Linked DNA regions of Homo sapiens: region 2 is linked to region 1. A link is a contact called in ENCODE Hi-C or POLR2A ChIA-PET data. All regions are on one chromosome and are shown on one strand. Each heading gives the region's core, a stretch centred on a gene start or an enhancer-like site at or near the end of the contact. The rest is flanking DNA. Distances are from core to core; before and after follow the strand shown. Region 1 overlaps PGM5 (phosphoglucomutase 5). Region 2 overlaps PIP5K1B (phosphatidylinositol-4-phosphate 5-kinase type 1 beta).

The links. A loop is a pair of places that touch in the nucleus more often than their neighbours do. ChIA-PET counts read pairs that join two places held with the same protein, here RNA polymerase II (POLR2A). Pooled maps may share reads with other maps.
Region 2: a loop to region 1 is called in a pooled map, with 2.6 times the contacts of the local background. The contact joins two enhancer-like sites. A Hi-C loop is called at or near these places in 3 of 168 maps with a recorded cell type or tissue (B cell, MCF 10A and chondrocyte) and 5 of 50 pooled maps. POLR2A ChIA-PET finds 5 or more read pairs at or near these places in 1 of 52 experiments (activated CD4-positive, alpha-beta T cell).

Annotation. Positions count from the first base shown.
Region 1 is chr9:68,504,182-68,508,050 of GRCh38, reverse strand. All of the region lies in intron 10 of PGM5 (phosphoglucomutase 5), which reads right to left. Among named protein-coding and RNA genes, the nearest start is that of TMEM252, 35 kb to the left of the region's middle. Within about 2 kb of position 1,786, at least 5 of the 41 ENCODE cell types and tissues checked have a DNase peak (open chromatin) inside an H3K27ac peak, as active enhancers do.
Region 2 is chr9:68,980,177-68,984,045 of GRCh38, reverse strand. All of the region lies in intron 14 of PIP5K1B (phosphatidylinositol-4-phosphate 5-kinase type 1 beta), which reads right to left. Among named protein-coding and RNA genes, the nearest start is that of PRKACG, 32 kb to the left of the region's middle. Within about 2 kb of position 2,030, at least 4 of the 41 ENCODE cell types and tissues checked have a DNase peak (open chromatin) inside an H3K27ac peak, as active enhancers do.

The DNA of each region.
Region 1 (3,869 bases), core at 537-3,036:
AAAGGAGATCTGATCACAATGTTTGGCCAAGAAAAAGGCTTATTGTCATCAAAACTGTAAAAAGCCCTGGTCTATGATAGACACTAGGCCCTGAGGGAATCTCCCAGATTCCCAACCAAGGGAGTTTTTCACATGCCATCAGATGACCAACCCTCCCAAGGAGTGTTCTCAGCTCCAGGGAAAACAATATGTAGTAACGGCAGAGTATGAGTCCAGATTTCAATATCTAAGGAAGAAAAAGAAGGACTGTTTGCCCTGGCGTTTTGTCTGCCTTTCCAGAAAGTACTCATCTAAGCAGAAATAGAAAAAAACCTATACATCTTTGCATCTTTCCAAGTTTAATTCCGCCCCAAGAGCCAGTTATGAAAACACAGCCATACTAAATTCCTTTCAACACCACTAGAGGGAAATCTAACCCACCTGACCAGAACTTGTTTCTTGTTTCTTAAAAAAAAAAAAAAAATTATAATTACAGAACTAAAATTTTAAGGCTGACACATACTTTGAGACATTATCCTGCTCAATACTTTCTACTCTTGCCCCTGTTTTAAAATTATTTGAATATATGTAGGCAAAGAGACTTAGAAAAGCACAAACTAGCCATCCTAATTGGGCAGGAGTCTTGACAGTTGAGAAATTGTTCTAACAGTCAACGTGAATCCCTTCCAGTTCAGCTTGAGTTTATTTCCTCAAATTACATATTCATTAGTTATGGAGAACAGCTGGTCATCTTTCCCGCCTCACATTATTCCTTAAATTCCTGAAGACCTCCAAGTCACGCCTCTCGTCTAAGTGGAATGAGCCAGCTCCTTAACTTGGTCATAGAGTTTAGAGCCCAACTCTTCACCAAGTGTTTCTCTTCTCAACTCTCTCTTCAACACTTTGCCCTCCCCCATAGTTCCAAAGTGCAGCAATACCGACCAAATTCTGAGGAGAAAAATAAAATGAGGTATTTCCTCATGTTTTCCCTCATATATATGGCTATTAATATATCCTTGCTCAGGTTTTCTTTTTAAATAACAACATCTTTTATTTATTTTTAAAATTGAATTTGTTTTCATTTTTAACTACATATGGGAAAGTAAGGAGAGGAAATATAATTTTTTTCAGGGTTTGGGGGGCTATAAACTGTAATCCAAACTTGACCCAAAACCAGGACCGAGGCACAACTTTTAGCTCTTTAAATCATATATACCTAGTATGATCCCCAAATCTTGCTCTCATACACACATGCATGTACACACATATACATATACAAAAATCTTTGTCTTGTCATGAAAGTGAATGGCTAAGTGAATGTGGATTTGCATCACTTCTGAACTCCATTCTGTTTCTCTTTCACATCATATGTATTATATCCATTTCTACTTTATTCTCCAAGTTTTTGACTACTCACTCTAGATCCCTTATGAACTAGAAAAGATATCCAATATGTATTTAGAACATTATTATTTTCATAATGTTTCTGAATCCTATTCATTGCTAATTCAAAATTAGTACAGAAAACTGGTTGTTTTTAAGACGCTATTCACTTTTACAACTGTTGTTAAAGGAAAAACCTTAAACAAATTAAACTTAAGAGTTTAACTGAGCAAAGGACGATTCTTGAATCAGGCAGCCTTCAGAACCAGATAGGTTCAGAGCAACTTGGAGCTGCCACGACGTCAGATAACATTTATGAACAGAAAAAGAAAAGTGAAGTACAGAAAGCAGAAGTGAGGTCCAGAGATAGCTGGATTGGTTACAGCTCAGTTTTTGCCTTATTTGAACATATTTTGAAAAAGTGGCTGCCTGTAATTGGCTGAAACTCAGCCACTGTGATTGGCTGAGACTCAGCTACTTGTCACAAGAGTAGGTTACAGTCTGTTTACACATCCAGTTAGGTCATAGTTCACTATGTATGGAAAAACCTTTAGGCCAAACTTAAATTATGTAAGGAGGCAGCTTTAGGCTAAACTTCTTTTAACAGTGTGGAATAACAAATACATGTGGTGTTTGTCCTCAATTTCTGGCACAGAGCTCCTAAAACCTTTGGAACTTCCTGAATGATAGGAGTCTTTGTTATTATTTCAGCCACAGCAGACTTTATGCTAGTGGGTGACTCTTGGTGGGCCCCAACATAGTTTCAGGTGGAGGGCTGGCTGCCAGAGGAACCAAACAGGTGGTTAGAGGGTTTGAATGTTCAGCCCCACCCCGTGACCTATAGGGAGGGGAGCAGGGCTGGAGACCAAATCCAACCGCCAAGGGCCAATGATTTAATCAACCATAATTACCTAGTGAAAACTCCATAAGAACACTTCAGCAACAGGGTTTGAAGAGCTTCCAGGCTGGTGAACACATCAAGGTGCTGGAGGCTGTCTTACCCAGAGAGGGCATGGAAGCTCCACACTCCTTCTCCACACCTGGCCCTAAGCATTTCTTCCATTTGGCTGGTTCTGGGTTCTAGCCTTTATAATAAACCAGTAATGCTAAGCGAAGCACTTTTCTGAGGTCAGTGAGTCATTCTAGTGAATTATTAAATCTGAAGGGGGATTGTAGAAAACCCTAAATTTGTAGTTGGCAAGGCAAAAATGTGGGTAGCCTGTGCACCCCATTTGCAGCTGGCATTCCTAGTAGGAGCAATCTTGTGAGACTGAGCCCTTAACTTGTGGGGTCTGGGCTAAATCCAGATAATGTCAGAACTGACTTGAATAGAATTGTTGCACCCAGTTGGTGTCAGGGAATCACAGAATTGATTGATCTGAGGAAAAAACCTCTCAATAACACTGTACTGAGGCTCCAGAGGTAGCCTTGGACTCAAGCACAAATAAAAAGAAATTCTCTTCTGGGCCTTCAACGTTAACATGGACAATGTGGATTTTGTTATAAGAAAGACTTAGTTTAAACCTCCAATCCAGAAATTACCTACTCCATGAATCTGAATTGCTTCCTGACTCAGTCTCCTTTCCTGCAAAAGCAAAGCAGGATAATTCTGCCATGAGGCCACTGGAACGATGAATAAGATAAAGGATGTATTTAGAATGGAGCCTGCATGTTGTAGGGACCTTAAAAATGGCATTTATTTTATTCAAGACCTCAGTCATAGGAGGAAACCTGATGATAGCACCAACATTCATCCTGAGTACAGAATATTTCAGCTTCCTGTGTGATATAATTGGGCTGAGAGATTCCAAAGTAATTAATGGTCAATATTGCAATAATTTGGCAAAACTGCGTTGGGCATTTACCATGTACCAGGTGCACTGGGGATACAGGGAAATAATCTGACAAAGTCCCAGCCTCCTGGTGCTTCCATTCTACTGGGTGGAGACAGATAATAAAATAAAATAAATATATATATATATGATGAGGATAAATGCCATGGAGAAAGCAAAGCAGGGTAGGGAAGTAAGAAGTACCTGCATGTGAGGGCTATTTTATATTAGGTGGCCAGGGACACCCTTACTGAGAAGTAAGGAGACAAGCTATGCAGATGTCAGAAGGAAAAGCATTTCAGGCAGAGGGAACAGCCATCGTAACTAACACGAGGCAGAGCATTCTCGTCATGTTCACCAAACAGCGGTTGGAGTGGAGAAAGAAGCAGGAAAAGAGATAGGAAATGAGGTCAGAGGGAGAAGGGGGCCATTTCCAGTATGTCATTCAAGATCATGGTAAGGGTTTGGGCTCTTCTCTAAATGAGGTGGAGGGGAGGATTCTATCAGAGCTATGAGGTGGTCTAACATGTTTTAGGAACTGCCATTTACTGAGATGGAGAAGAATGAAAGAAACAGCATGCTGGAGTTTGTTTTGGAGGAGTGCACAGGAGGCTGGCGGGAAATCAGTGTTGCACATGTCAAGTTGGTGATGTCTATAAGACATTCAGGTGGAAT
Region 2 (3,869 bases), core at 781-3,280, 480 kb before region 1:
TATTGCTCTGTCATCCAGGCTGGAGTGCAGTGTTGCAATCTTGGCTTGCTGCAGCCTTGGACTCCTGAGCTCAAATGATCCTCCTGCCTCAGCCCCCAAGTAGCTGGGACTAAAGGCATGTGCCACCATGCCTGGTGTTTCTTTTTAAAATTTTTTTGGTAGAGATGAGGTCTCCCTATATTGCCAAGGCTGGTGTCAAACTCCTGGGCTCAAGTTATCATCCCAAAGGCCAAGAGTTTAAGAGTCTGGCTGCCTGCCGATGTGCTGCACCATTAAGTTTTGCCACAGTTCTCTCGATTCAGACTGTCTGAGGGCTAATTGCACACAATTTGCAACAAGCCACACAGGCCTGTAATGCACTGCCATTACAGGCATGAGCTACTACTGCTCCCAGCTGCAAATAGTTATTGAGTATCCATGTATGCACACTGCACCTAGAATGGATTCTAGCACCTAGAATACAGAGATCAAATTTTAAAAGTCTGTGCCTGATGGAACTTACATAGTATTAAAGAAGACAGACAATGAGATAAGTATTTAAAATATGTATTATGTTGGTCAAAAGTGCTAAGGAGAAAAAAAAAACACACACACAGAAAAAAGATAGGAAGTGAGTAGCAGAAGCCAACTCCAAACAGCAAACTCTCCTTGCTCTGCCATCATAGGATCTCAGGCATGAGCCACATCCTCCACAGGACACTTATCAAGCCCTCCCAAGTGTCCCTGGGTGGGGACAGACACCTCTGATCAACAGTTCTCTCTAAAGATCACATTCTAACTGCCACTCTTTTCTTGGCCTCAATAACCTCTTTTAAAGGCTGGAGGTGGGTAGTCAGCTGAGGGCTGTAGAGCTGATTTTCTGCCATTCAAAAACCAGTTTTGACCTTTGCAAGTGCTATAGTCTCACATTTACTTTTGTTTTGGGCCTCAGCCAAAACAGATACTAAAAATATTTCAGTTTAACACTGTCACATTATTTTTAGCAAAGAGAGATTAGTAAAGGTTATATGCACTACTGAAGAGAAAGGTGTAACTTTCCTAATCAAGAAATGTTTCACATAGGACATAAAGTCTTACCTAGGCTCAAGAACCTATAAACTGTATGCAGGAGTATGTATGTGCATGTCCATTGTGGCTTAAAAAATAATGAAATGTAATTATCAAAAGAGTAAGGAGATAACGCAAGAATAAGTCATCTAATTCAAATAAATGCATCCATAGTCTACAGCAAAGTCTTCTCTTGAAGATGCCCCAAGCAGTAAAGGTAATATAATTTTTTTTTTTTTGAGATGGAGTCTCGCTGTCACCCAGGCTTGAGTGCAGTGGTGCAATCTTGGCTCACTGCAACCTCCACCTCCCGGGCTTAAGCGATTCTCCTGCTTCAGCCTCTCAAGTAGCTGGGACTACAGGTGCGCACCACCATGCCCAACTACTTTTTTTTTTGTATTTTTAGTAGAGATGGGGTTTCACCATGTTGGCCAGGCTGGTCTTGAACTCCTGGCCTTGGGCGATCCACCCACCTCAGCCTCCCAGAGTGCTGGGATTACAGGCGTGAGCCACCGTGCCTGGCCAGTAATATACATTTAAAAAAAGGATTTTCATTTAAATGTCTATGCCATTGATCAATTTAATATTCATTGCTCCTCAGTTCTGACTTTGGGAAGTATTCTTGCTTTTGTCCTGATATTTTTACTGCATTGTTGATTTCCTGGGCACAAGCCTATTTAGAATCAATTTCTAATTTATCTGGCTGAGAGTTTCCTAGGTTCTGTTTTAGGGGTCACTTAGAAGCAAGGATACCTCTCTTAGGAGGAATATCCTGAAAATCTAGTGGTCAGGTCAGAGTGCCCACCATTTCTCAGACTTGTGGCTTGGGAAGATCCAGTTACAGCAGCAAATTTACGTGACTGGGTTTAGGAGTCTGGCTGCCTGCCTAGGTTCTGCACCATCAAGTTTTGCCACAATTCTCTCGATTCAGGCTGTCTGAGGGCTAATTGCATGTAATTTGCAACAAGCCACACAGGAAACTGTTAATCTACTCAGCTATGTTCTTCCCTTGTAAAAACACAGAAACTGCCAGTACTCTTCCCGGGCTCTGTGCTCTGCTCTCCGAACAAGTCATAAACTTCTCACAGGTGAGAGCAGTACAGGAGGAGCGATTTTTCTTCCTGGCTGTCTCTCTAGGAGAAAACGTTAATGGCACCCTGATGCCACACAGGCCTCTGTCATTTACAGAAAAAAAAAAAAAGATTCTTTTGGTTATCAGCAACATTAGTTTGGCTTCATTGGAGAGCATTAGCCTGGCTGGACTGCTGAAAACAGTCATTGATAATTTTATAGCCTGGAACACTCTGATTTCTGTTTGCAGACCTAATGAGTGTTTTATAGCTAATTCTCATGAGAGCATTTGTTGAGGGAACATATGGTACTATCCACAGTTTTTGTCTTTTAAAAGTCATTCTCTCACTGCCTCAATTTGTTTTAATCGAAGTAATAAACATCATAATAAAGCACACAACACAGATGACTTCTGATGAAAAGCAACAACCTCCTGCCCTCCCCACCCCCACCCTCCGCCATTCCCTAGGGGCAGCAGCCCTTTTTGGGATTTCTCTTTTAATATTTTCTGGCGATTCCCTTCATGTCTTTTGATGAATCAGGGGTTAAAAGATTCTTAACCTAAGGTAGCATCCATTGATTCACTATGAGGGACATTTACCCTCTTCTACCCTGTGTCTTCTTCCAACATTTGCTATTTATATTTTATTTTGTAACTGTAAATAACATACCTAGTGAGCTTTTTTATTCCATCAACCACACACCGTATCCTTTAACTCCCCACATTATTTCATCTTTGTCCCTGCTTTCCCCTCTCACTTTATATTAGACACACTTAAAAAACACCGAACAACTTTTATCTCTACTTTGTCAGGGCTGTTCATATTTATATCCTATCTTGCAGCTATAACAAAATTGCTCCCTCTTTGTCCACAGATTGGCTCTAAAATTAGAAAATTGACACATAGAGTTTATAGTATTGTGACTATATAAATATTGTATACTGCCTGGCCAACAGTGAGTTAGGGTTATATTTCCCTCTCTGGGTTCAGAGTCATAATTGCTGGGTCATGCAAAGAAAAATGTTTCCCAAATCAAAGTTAAATGGAGTCTTTTTTTTGCCCCCTAAGTTTGCTTAAATTCATGCCACATTTTAGGCTGCTTCATGTTAGGAGGTTTTTGCCCTTCAGAAACTGTCATGTGGGGAAGAAACCTCAGAGAATATCCAGGCGAAGGGCAGAGGCCTTGATACAAGCTCTGCGTCTCTGATTACTGGTTACAATGCTGGGCAAGTTATGACACTGAGCTCCTGGTTCCTCATCTGTGGGTGGGAAAGATGCCCAGCCCATCTCACAAGGCCAGCAAGAGGATCAGTTTGGATAGTACAAGAGAAAGAAAGGCCAAGAGAGGGTAAAGCTCTTTGGGATAAGCAAACAGGAGTATCAACAGGACTCTTACCTCTGAGACTCTGCCTGTTTTCATGGGGCTTTGATGAGGTCTGCTTGCATAGACAGATTTATCGTAAGACCTTGGAAAGAATTCCTTTTCTGCTCTTAGTTTAGCTACCAGAACATTAACTGATAACAAATGTAGACAGGAAAGCTCTACCTGCAGAGAACACCCACAAATACAGCCTGGTCTCACTTAATGGCTGCAAAGACTTGTTTAGTACCAGAGCCACACTCTGCTTAAGGGCAAGCCCATTCCAGCGTGACCCAGGCGCTTCTGAAGTGATGGTCAAACCAACACCTTGTGCCCCACTGGGAAAAAGCTCACCTTTGGTTGGGGCAGGGAGTGGGTGAGGATACTAC